2 separate regions of the Homo sapiens genome follow, and region 1 is linked to region 2. Evidence: chromatin contacts called from ENCODE Hi-C or POLR2A ChIA-PET data. All regions are on one chromosome and are shown on one strand. Each heading gives the region's core, a stretch centred on a gene start or an enhancer-like site at or near the end of the contact. The rest is flanking DNA. Distances are from core to core; before and after follow the strand shown. Region 1 has its middle 37 kb from the start of LINC02800. Region 2 overlaps STPG1 (sperm tail PG-rich repeat containing 1).

What was found. Hi-C counts contacts between places; a loop is a spot of excess contacts on that map. ChIA-PET counts read pairs that join two places held with the same protein, here RNA polymerase II (POLR2A). Pooled maps may share reads with other maps.
Region 1: a loop to region 2 is called in a pooled map, with 4 times the contacts of the local background. The contact joins two enhancer-like sites. A Hi-C loop is called at or near these places in 1 of 168 maps with a recorded cell type or tissue (mucosa of descending colon), 1 of 37 single-sample maps with no recorded cell type and 4 of 50 pooled maps. POLR2A ChIA-PET finds 5 or more read pairs at or near these places in 2 of 52 experiments (GM12878 and WTC11).

What each region holds. Positions count from the first base shown.
Region 1 is chr1:24,234,923-24,240,524 of GRCh38, forward strand. No RefSeq gene overlaps it. Among named protein-coding and RNA genes, the nearest start is that of LINC02800, 37 kb to the left of the region's middle. Within about 2 kb of position 1,994, at least 8 of the 41 ENCODE cell types and tissues checked have a DNase peak (open chromatin) inside an H3K27ac peak, as active enhancers do.
Region 2 is chr1:24,364,056-24,370,307 of GRCh38, forward strand. It overlaps STPG1 (sperm tail PG-rich repeat containing 1), which reads right to left. Exons shown (of 9, transcript NM_001199013.2): 7 at 5,619-5,784. It also overlaps a transcript of GRHL3 not described here. Among named protein-coding and RNA genes, the nearest start is that of GRHL3-AS1, 45 kb to the left of the region's middle. RefSeq lists enhancers at 762-1,961, 1,164-1,458, 1,223-1,272. Within about 2 kb of position 1,301, at least 9 of the 41 ENCODE cell types and tissues checked have a DNase peak (open chromatin) inside an H3K27ac peak, as active enhancers do.

The DNA.
Region 1 (5,602 bases), core at 744-3,243, 130 kb before region 2:
GAAATTTTAATTAATTAATTAGTTCATTTATTGAAAGTAGTAATTCATTTATTTAAAGTAGTAGTTCTCAACCAGGGATAGTTTTATCTCCCAGGGGACACTTGACGAGGCTGGAAGCCATTTTTGTTTGTTACAGCTGGAGATGGGGCATGCTACCGGCGTCTAGTGTGTAGTGAGGCCAGAGATGCTGCTCAGCATCCGAGATGCATCCTACCATACACAGATGCACCCCCCAATAAACAGAATTATCTGGCCCAAATGTCAATAGTGCCAAGGTTGAGAAACTGATTTAAAGCGAGGATAATAAATTCATCACATGTTAACACAAAACATAGTTTTATAAGAAATGACACAATTTTCCAAATTAAAACCAATTAAAGGAGTGGCATCGTTTTGTATTTTTGCAGGTCTCTTTAATGATTGGCTTCACAGGAGACAGCTGGATTCTTTTTTTTTCTTTTTTCTTTTTTTCTTTTTTTTTAACCAGAGTCTCACTCTGTCACCCAGGCTGGAGTGCAGTGGCACAATCTCGGCTCACTGCAACCTCTGCCTCCCGGGTTCAAGCCATTCTCATGCCTCAGCTTCCTGCATTGCTGGGATTATAGGCATGTGCCACGATCTCTGGCTAATTTTTTTCTATTTTTAGTAGAGATGGGGTTTCGCCATGTTGGCCAGGCTGGTATCGAGCTCCTGGCTTCCAGTGATCTGCCTGCCTCAGCCTCCCAAAGTGCTGGGATTACAGGTGTGAGCCACCACGCAGGATTATTGTATCTACTTCTGCATTCAATCTGTTGCAATGTCACATGTCACAGAGCTCCCGGAAAACTCCATTAAATATTTGTGAGTGAATGAGAGTGATAAAGACATCATCTCAGGATGATTATAATGGTTTTGATCTTGTGGCCCCCCTCCAAGGGTCTTTGGTAAAAGGTGAAAGATTCAAAGGCACTTCGGGATGCCCAAGGGTCCACAGACCACCTTTTGAGAACTGCAGCTGTAGGAAGATCTTCCCAGATGATTTCCAGAAACAATTAGTGTGTTTTGGATGTGAACACATCTGGCTCTGCCATCCTGGGAGGGCAGTCGGGAGAGGGACTGGGGAAAAACCCACTGAGCCAGCCCCGCAGACCCCACTCCTCCCTTCTCCTCAATGCTGTCAGCTGCTAGACAGTCAGTCATGGTAATTTCTAATGACAGATCTCACGTTTCACCTTGGGGGCAGAAAACAAGAGGCTGGACGAGTGGGAAGAAAAGAAAAGAGGAGAAAAAGTCAGGGGAGGTGGGCTTCCCTGGCTGCTTCTGAGAGGGAGGAAGGGGTGCTCGCTGCTGGCCCGGGGTCCCTGTGGGGTGTGGGTGTGTGTGGAGGGCCCACGCCTCGCCTTGCCCATGAGCCCAGCCCTGGGAACAGCAATCGAGGTGGCCCGCCTGTCTCTGAGTCACCCACCTGAGTTTCACAGGATGTGATAGGCTAATTTTGACAAGGAGAGGGGGAGCCCCAGCCTTTGAGGCCCAGGAAGGGTGAGCCAGGCTGAGGCCAGTGTCTCAACCCTTGTCTCTGAAAGGAGCAGTGGATCCAGGTCAGGAAGCCCACCAGCTTTCCCCCGACCCTACACTGCCACCGAGGCGGGCCCTTCACATTCCTAGGGTGGAGGGGATGGAGGCTTCCAGCCGCCACACTTCTAGGAGCTGGGGAGACAGCAGCACAGAGGGCATTTATGGAATACTTGCATTTATGGAACGCATGCAGGCTCTGAGCTCATTCTTTGTTGTGACTGCTGCCTTTAACCCTCACAATAACTGGTGCTTTGGGAACTGTTATTATTTCCACTTTACCCATGAGGACGACACGGCCCAGGGAGGAAAGAACTCGTCCAAGTTCCATGCCAGGGAGATGCGGAGCTGGGATTTGATCAAGGTTTGTTTGGCTCTGAAGCCCAGATTCTTAACCTCTGCCCTACAAGTTGTGCCAAATTACTCATGTACTCATGTGCTCAGGCACTTACTCACATACCTGATTATGGAGGGCCCACTCTGAGCCCTGTGCTAGATGCCAGAGATACAGACAATAAAACACACTCCCTGTCCTCCTCAAAGCTCTCGGTCTACCAGGTGGGAGGCACGGGGAGTGTAGCATTGAGCAAGCGGACACGCTATTGGAATCGATTGTGCCAAGTGCTGTGATGGGGTAAGCAGAGTGTGAGGAAGCCAGAAGAGGCTCTGGTTGTAGGATGGGGAGAGGGAAGCTAGGGTGGCTTCCTGGAGGAGGTGATGTATAAACTACTGACAAGTAGGGACCCCCAAGCCAGGGGGAAGAGGAGCATCTTGGGGTCACATACCACATGCCCTTGCTCCCACTTTTGACTTGTTGCTGGGACACTACTTCCTAGCCCAGGAGGAGTTCCAGGATTTCTGTTGCAAGCCCCCAGCCCCTATTTACCTTCTGTTTCTGGGGCGAGAACCAGATGGGACCCTCGCCAGGAGAATACCAGCAGCCCCTTCCCCTGTAGGAAAGGTGGGGACAGCAGTGTTGGATGGGGTCTCAGGGTGGCTGCCAGGCCCCAGGGGCAGGAAGCCAAGTCATCTTTTTGAGTAGATATTTGCACATGAAGCACTCTTGCCGGGCACTAACCTAGGTGCTGCACATAAAGTATGTCATTGGAATTTTACTATCCTGGGAGGATGAATTTCTTAAAATATGAAAGCCCTTTCACTAAAGACCTTATATCATTTCAACCTCACGTACTTCGAGACTAATATCGACAAAGGTGGTTCGTGTGTTTGTTCACCTGCCAAAGTGGTGCAACCCTATAGCTATGGTGTGAAGAGATTACAATTTTCTTGGTCTGCCTGCTATGAAATTATGCAGGTTTCGATAAATCATTCATTTACTGAGGGAGAGTGTTCATGATTTCACATTTTATGGGATGCTTTACTGATATGTCTTCATATCACACAACCTCCTTCTTGGTACTATCACTACCCCATTTTGCAGATGAGGAAACCGAGGCTCAGAGAGGTTAAGGAACTAGCCTGAAGTCACACAGCTGGTATTGGAACTCCAATACTTCAGGAGAATTGGAATTAGAACTCAGGCAGCCTGACGTCAGAGCCCAGCCTCCCAATTTCTACCCTGCTCCTCTTGTGCTAGAAAAATCCCTGAATCTAGAAAAATCCCTGAATCTGAGAAAGCCTCTTTCCTTCAGCCTGTCTGAGCCTCAGCTACTCCAACTCTTAGATTGCCCTTTCAACCTTTGAACTCTCCCATGAGAATGCAGCGGTGGGAGAGAGAGTGAGATGTCTGGAGTTTGTGCTTAAGGGTTTCTCATGTGACTCAGGGGCTGAGCCCCAAAAGAAACTCATCCCCAGCATGGCTGGGTGAGCCTTCTTTGTCCCCGCTTTCTCCAAACAAGGCTACGAATGTGGAGTGAGAGGCGTTGCAGGAAAGGGTGCCAGTTGTGGGGTGGCGGGGGGCTAGAAAAAAGAGATCTTAAATGATCAACAGGAGGGAACTGATAATTTCTTTTTTTTTTTGAGTTGGAGTTTCGTTCTTGTTACCCAGGCTAGAGTGCAATGGCGCCATCTCGGCTCACTGTAATCTCCGCCTCCTGGGTTCAAGCAATTCTCTTGTCTCAGCCTCCCAAGTAGCTGGGATTCCAGACACCCACCACCACGCCCAGCTAATCTTTTGTATTTTTAGTAGAGACGGGTTTTCACCATGTTGGCCAGGCTGGTCTCCAACGCCTGACCTCAAGTGATCCGCCCACCTTGGCCTCCCAAAGTGCTGGGATTACAGGCATGAGCCACCACACCCAGCTGAGGGGAGTGATTTCGTATTGCTTCAGAATAATTTCTCCCCTATTCCAAAAGCAATAAAGAAAATGTAGGAACTCCTAGTAAACCCAAAGAAGAAAGTTTAAAAACCTACAACCCCATCACTCATGCATAAACATGGTGAGTATCTTGGGTGTGATTTCTTTTAGGCTTTTGTCTATGCATCGTTCAATATACATGTTTATATTTATACTAATAAATGTATTCATAGAATTTTATTATTGCCAAGATAATACGTGTTCACTGTAGTATATTTAGAAAGTAGAAATGGACTGGACACGGTGGCTCACTCCTGTAATGCCAGCACTTTGGGAGGCTGAAGTGGATGGATCCCAAGGTCAAGAGATTGAGACCATCCTGGCCAACATGGTGAAACCCCGTCTCTACTAAAAATACAAAAATCAGCTGGGCATGGTGGTGGATGCGTTGGGAGGCTGAGGCAGGAGAATTACTTGAACGCGGGAGGCGGAGGTTGTAGTGAGCTGAGATCGTGTCACTGCACTCCAGCCTGGTGACAGAGCACGACTCTGTCTCAAAAAAAAGAAAAAAGTAGAAATGAACAAAAACAGAAAATAAAAAATTATAATTGCAGATATTCTGGCTTTATAGGATTTTCTCATTTTTACAGTGAATTTTAGTATAATGAATATAGTATAATGAATAAAAATCATCGTGTTTGTCCTGGCTGTTAAAGTTTTCAGTTTGTAGGCTGACTTACTGAAATCATATCTGCAAATGACAGAATTTAAAGATAAAGCAAAGTTCTGGACTTTAGCCTCTTTTAGGTCACAGACCCTCTGAGAATCGGACAAGAGCCGAAGACGCACAAAAGATGCACAGAGAAACATCTTCCTAAGATGTCAGGAGGCCACAGATTCTCTCTAGCCTCTGCATAGGAGTCATGACCACAGTTTAACACTCTCCATGCTTCATGAATTATCAGATGAAGAGGGGCCTTGGATTCCCCTGGACTGAAGAGGAGGGTCACATCCAAAGCCCAGACCTTCCTTTTTTTAATCTGAATATTTTTGTGTGGGTCATTTCAGCTTAGTTAGCAGTTTCGAAAGGGATCTGTACGGGTTTAGTATTTAATTTCTTGAAAAAGTAAACTATTTTTACTTTGTTTTGTTTTAAAATGTTTAAGTTTTTAAATTTATGTAATTCCAAACTTACAGAAAAGTAACATGAACAATACAAGGAACACCTATATTCCCTGTTTTGTTAATTACAAAATAATATTAACAATGATGATGATGATTAAAATATATGCCCATTGTAACATATCAAATGATGCTGAAGTGTGTGAAGAAAAAGTTAATAGTCTCCCATAATAAAATACAGAAGTATAAGCAATACACTTTGGTAAATCTTCCAACACACTGCCATATACCTTCTCTAAGTCTCTCCAAACATATGTACATGTAAATCATATATATTTATACAAATATGTTCCTTTTGCCATAAAAAATTGTTTTTTTTTTTTTGAGACAGGGTCTTGCTCTGTGGCTCAGGCCAAGTACAGTGGCTCAATCACAGCTCACTGCAGTCTCAAACTCCTGGGCTCAAGCAATCCTCTTGCCTCAGCCTCCCAAGTAGCTGGGACAACAGGTAGGCACCACCACATCTGGCTAATTTTAAAATTTTTTGTAGAGACGGGGTCTCACTTTGTTGCCCAGGCTGGTCTCAAACTCCTGGGCTCAAGCAATCCTCCCATCTTGGCCTCCCAAAGTTTTGGGATTACAGGTGTGAGCCACTGGGACTGCCCCACAAT
Region 2 (6,252 bases), core at 51-2,550:
CTTCCAGAAACACCCAACACAACACAGTTCAGCAACTCCATGCCTTTGTCCCTGCTGTTCCTTCTGTGAGAAACACCAACTTTCCCTGCAAACTCGAATTCAATTCTTGACGTTCTCACTTTCTTCCAGGGAAACTTCTCTCCTCCACCCACGCCTGTCTCGCCACCCCCCACCTGACTGTCTTGAATGTTCCCATCCTGTGACTCAAGTGAGGAACATGGGTTTTGGAGATGGATTTTGGAGGCAGAGGGACCTGGATTCAAATCCCAGCCCCACCACCGTCAACAGCCTGCACTTCACTGTAAACTCGGAATGACACACCCACCTGGAGGAGAGGTGGAAGGACGACGGCAGGTCACATCTGAGAGCTCTCAGCTCAGAGTATGTGGCCCCTGAATACATTCTGGCTATTACTTTGCATTTAAAATGTTGCATTTTCTATGGCTTTTACTTGCCTAGCTCTTTAAGGGAAGGTATTGTGTCTTCCTCAGCTTTGAGGCCCCTAGCCCTATCCCGGGAACATTTGCTGAAGTGCAGAGAAAAGCAGAGGGCTGGCAGCATGTAAAGGAGCCCAGGCATCTGAGGCCCACATGACAGTTTCATCCTCATCCAGGGCTGGTCCCTCCATGTCGAGGTGGGGCTGACAAATCACAAAGGTCAGGCTGGATCAAACCCAGGGCAGCCCACAGTGCATTGTGACCAGGGCTTTTATGAGCCTCATTGCTCAGTTATAAAAGCCAACCTGGCCCTGCCCCGTGGAAAGAAAACATCTATCAAAGGCTCTGAGTTGGCCACAACTGGATTAAGTGTGTTTGCAGCTTCCAATGTGAGCTGTTTGCAAATCACCTAAGAATAATGAATGTCTTAGAGGACTCAGCAGGCCACTTGGGGAAAGCATCTGAGACCCTCCAGACACTCCCAGGCACACATTCACTCGCCTCAGGGATTCCCAGGGTTGGGAGGGATAAAGGGGCAATTTTTCTCATCATTAAAGGGCAGCCGATTGCCTCTGGGGTGGAATGCAGTATCTGTTTAACAGGGTAGCGGGTGACAGATTACAGCTGCTTGGGAAGAAGCATCCCATATCTAATTGAAAATCCCAGGGGAAGTTAGGGTGGGTCCAATCTAATTACCAAAATTGGAGTGGGGCCAACGGGGCTTGATTTTTCAGCTCTAGCTGTGACAAGACAGCGTGTCTGTGCAAATCCAGTGGCTTAAAACTCCAGGAAGCAGATCAAGGGTTAGAAAAATGGCCCTGAGTGTTGCACCTCCTTGCTGGGGAGCATGAGTTGGAAGGCATTGCCTAGGAGGAACTATTTTGATCTCCAAAACTCTCACCCTGACTCACCCTAAGTGATTGAGTCATCACTGTGACGGATATTGAAGACCTCAGAAGCGAAACCTTGGCTGATACTTCACTTTGCTTCTGAAGACACCCTGGAAGCTGAGAAGTCCTCTTAGCTTTGAGTCAGCAAGGTGGCCATGGCCAAGGAACACCCGATGGCATGACCTTTAGCTAAGGAGCTCAGAAATGCCAGTGCTAACAAACAGCCAGCCCCAAGCACAGCATCCGCCCTGCGGGGCCACACTAGAAACCCTAGGAAGACACAGAGGACCCGCTCACCTGCTTTGATAAAAATACAAGTTACCATGTGAATTTTGTGGGTTATCTCCTTTTATCCTTACAACCACATTATGAGGTGTTCTTATCCTGGTTCACCAAGGATGACTTTGAACCCACTGGGAGTTAAGTGACCTCCCTTCCCCCAGGCCCACAGGGCTGGTGAGCAGGGAAAGTGGAGGTTCCATGGTACTGACTTTGGGGCCTACGCTAATCAATCCACTGCCCACGCTGCCTCCATGGCCTCTTCAGGGGACGTGATCAGCCGTTCCCTGCCCTAATGGTGGCCTCCTGAGCTTTGGTCATATCCAGCCATCCTCTCACGGCTGGGCTTTACATTTTTTGGCCAGTAACATGAGACTAAAAACTCCAGGGAGAATTCATATCTGCACTGATGCTTCCTGCACCCTGAAGAAAGCAGATCCAGAAAAGCATTTCTGTAGCTGTAACTCTGCCCAAGAATGGGAAGCCCATCAACTCCAACCCAAGACAGATGAGGGCAGGTCTCCCCCTGCATGGCACGCGTGTGTTCCCGAGAAAGAAACATGGCGGCAAGTCACCGCCGCTCCACGTAGCCGTGGAGAGCTAAAGAGGATTAGTTCTGATGTGGACAAAGTCCTAAGGGAAGGTGCATGCAGATGGGGTCACCTCAGGGGTCTACTGACCTCAGGAACCCGTGTAGCTCCTGTCCCTCTCTTCCCTCCAGGGACACAGGAGAAAACAGAACTGGAATTTGAGAAACTGGATTTTGGATATTTCCTCAACACTCTGATATTCAGCTGTCTTTTCTTTTCATTACATCATTTTCTTCATCATTCATCGGGAACAGATAAATGTTTTTTTTAGAATAGTCCAAAGCCTACCAGTCTTATCTTCTTGCTTTCCAAATAAAATGATAAATTTCTTAGCTTCATCTTTCCCACGTTAATTTTAAAATACATAATCTGGACCTCCTCTGTGGGTCCAGGCTGGCTCCACGTTCGTTGTCCCCTGTGTGCTCTCCTGAGTCCATGGTGAGCAAACCTGGGATTCTGATGTGTCAGAAATGCAGACACCCTTCTTTCGCTTATAGAGAAATGAAGACCCAGAGAGGTGCCCAGAGCAGCCCCAGACCACAGAGCCAGCTATACAAATGTCGTGCTATAGAGCCTGGGGCACCATCCCCTCATCAGGGTGAACCCAAGTTTAGGAGACAGCGGGTTAATAGGTTCCTTTACTGCAGGCCTTCTCAGAGCCTTTAAGATGCCTGTGCAGACTGCGATGTTCTCAGGGGCAGAGGGTTACGATGCAGTGCTTCTCAGACTTATTAACCAAAGACCTTTTATTTGTGAAGCATTGACAGAGAGCCAGCGAGCCCTAGAAGCCCCAGACACGCAGTCCCGCTGCACTGCCCAGTGGGAAGACGGCCCCATGGGTTGTACATGGCCATACACCCCTGGGGCCACCTAACCCGGCATTTTGCTGCAGGCTCCTCCACCTGGCTTCGAGGCTGTTCCCAGATGAGGTTGGCTGGAGGCGTGGTGTCCTGTTCACCTGAGCCTCCAGTACAGAACTAGAAATCTATAGAGTCTGCTGACTGACAAATGCAAACGCCATAAAATAAGAACGATCTCAAACCACCTGTTCAAACTTGAGCAAAAGCCAGAAGATATTTCTCCAGATAAAGCAGTTAAAAATTGAGCATCCTCCACTCTTATGTTATTTCACCATTTTCCTTGAAGAAGCTTCCAAATTTGGGCTGGGGGCTTGAGCTGCCATGCCAAATAACAGCTGTATTGTATAATATAGCCTAGTAGGTCTATAGGATATACAATAACCACAGCTATCATTATAAGGGTAATAGCTATTTTCTTTCTTTTTGAGACCAAGTCTTGCTCTGTCACCCAGGCTGGAGTGCAGTGGCATGATCTCGGCTCACTGCAACCTCCACCTCCCCGGTTCAAGCAATTCTCCTGCCTCAGCCTCCTGAGTAGCTGGGATTACAGGCGCCCTCCACCACGCCCAGCTTTGTATTTTTAGTAGAGATGGGGTTTTGCCATGTTGGCCAGACTGGTCTCAAACTCCTAGCCTCAAGTGATCCATCTGCCTTGGGCTCCCAAAATGCTGGGATTACAGGCGTGAGTCACCATGCCCAACCGGTAATAGCTATTTTCCAACATCTTCTCATCGAATCTTCATGGAATCCCTACGAGATAAGATCCTTATCTCTACTTAATAACATAAAACTGAGGCTCAGAGAGGAGAAGTCTCTGGAAGGTACAGAGCTGGGATTCATACTCTGGTCGGCCAACTCCAACACCTGTCCTCTTGACCACTCTTTCTCTGGCAGAGTAAGGGAATAGTTACTTGTAGAGATGCCGCATGCCAGCCTGGAGGCGGGAGGTCTCTGGAGAGAGACTTTCCAGAGACAGAGCTGTTCCTGGAGACTGGCCTGCCCCAGCCCCTAGCCCTACAGCCTGTACAAGGCCAGCCTGCAGAGCCCTAGACCTGGAGGGCAGAAGGGACTCCTCTGGTGGATTCCAGCTGAGGTCTCAATCCCCTCTCCAGATCTTAAGTTCGACTTGGCAGATTCACAACTTGCACCTCTCTCTAACTGTGGTCCCCTTGCCCTAGGCTGATGATCAGACTATGCCCAATGTTGGCAGCCTCCCTGGGTTGCCTGGACTTCTGACCCACTGTGGCTATGGCTCCTAACACCTGCCTGATCTCTCTGGAGGGGCCCAAGAGGATATATTGTTGGTCCCACCTGGCCAGCCCTCCCAGTGGCCAGCTCTGTCTGGAGGGGCTACGCATGGGTGAGAGCTGAGATGGTAACAGGAGGACTAACCCTAACTGCAGTTAGTTCCAGAAGTTCTAGAACCATTCGAGAAATAAATAAGCTCTGTGAGTATTTGAGCCTCTTAGGTGAGAGTAATATAAAATGTGTAGGATATTAAACAGGGTAACAAAAATCCCTGTATTTACTTTTAAAAATCTGTGTTAATTTTGAGTCACCAGCTGCAATGCCAATGCCAAACATATATTTTATTTACTTTTTTTGTTTTTTGAGACAGGGTCTCACTCTGTCACCCAGGCTGGAGTGCAGTGGCGCAATCTCGGCTCACCACAATCTGGGCCTCACAGGTCCAAGTGATTCTCCTGCCTCAGCCTCCCGAGTAGCTAGGATTACAGGCGTGCACCATCATGCCTGGATAATTTTTGTATTTTTAGTAGAGACAGGGTTTCACCATGTTGGCCAGACTGGTCTCGAACACCTGATCTCAAGTGATTCGCCCACCTCGGCCTCCCAAAGTGCTGGGATTACAGGCGCAAGCTGCTGCGCCCAGCCAAACATGTATTTTTAATTCTGAAAGCAAAATCCTACGAGGCAGGAATTATTCCCACCTTACAGATGAGGGCATGGAGGCTCAGAGAGGTTAGAACTCTGCCCAAGGTCACAGAGCATAAAAACAGCAGAGCTGAAGTACAAATCCAGCAGGTATCACCAACTCGAAAGTCAGGGCTTAAACTTCCATCGGTATAAAGCTATGAGAGCTTGACTGCTTCTGAATGTCCTGCCACTCCAGCGAAGATTTTATGTTACAAAAATAGAACAATGTCAGCACCAGGGGAATCCAGCATCACAGGGAATGAGGAAAGACTTAGTCCTGAGCCAATTCCCTGTGGCTCCTCAAGTTGGCTGTGTGGACTTGGGCAAATGTCCCGCCAAATCCGAAGCCTTGCTTCCTCCTCTATGGGGTAAGAGTAACAATTCTTACAACAGGATTATAATAATAATTGAATACAATTTTAAGTTCCTGGCACACAGTGGTTGCTCAATAAGTATCAGGCATTCAACAGGCATTTACTGAGCATCATTATGTGTGACTAAGGGCCCCTGAAGAGAGTGGCCCGGCACTGTGCTCTGCCAAGCAGTGACACCCCATCCTTTTCTCTATGTTGGGCTTCTTCCCCACAACCACCTTTCAAAAGAAAGACCAGAATGATTGGGACTCACGGGAAAAGAGTCTTTTTTGGAACTTTTGTGCAATCACTGGGGTTGTAATAACCAGGTCCCGGGCCTGTTGACGTCAGTTTTAATCCACGGTTGGTTTTTGATTTAAAACAAGACATTAATGTATTTGGCGACTGCTTCACAAGGGATTCGTTGATATCATAATGCCCTAAGGAGAAAGAAATTTTAGGACAGAATAAGGAACTCTTCTCAAGTAAATAAAAAGCAGTACCTTACCCCTAAGAACACACCTGATGGCTGCAAGGCACCATCACTCTAGGATGGCCAAGTGGAAGGGCTGACTGAGATAGCCAAAAACAATCCTCACCATGCAGAGAACAGATGGCACGGGAAGCACACACTTAGCTGATTTAGTTCTCGCACTAGCCTGGCAAGATGAGTATTACTGCTTTCATTCTACACATGGGAAACTGAGACTCAGAGATTGTTAAATAATTTGCCAAAGGACATTCATCTAACCAGGGACTTAGACAAATCTCTCCACCTTGCTGGAGCCCAGTTTTCCTTCTCTATAAACTAAGAATAATAATTCTTCTGACAACAGAGTTGTTATGACAGTTGAATAATATTTTAAGTTCCTAGCACATAGTGGATGCTTTGTAAATATCATGCAATC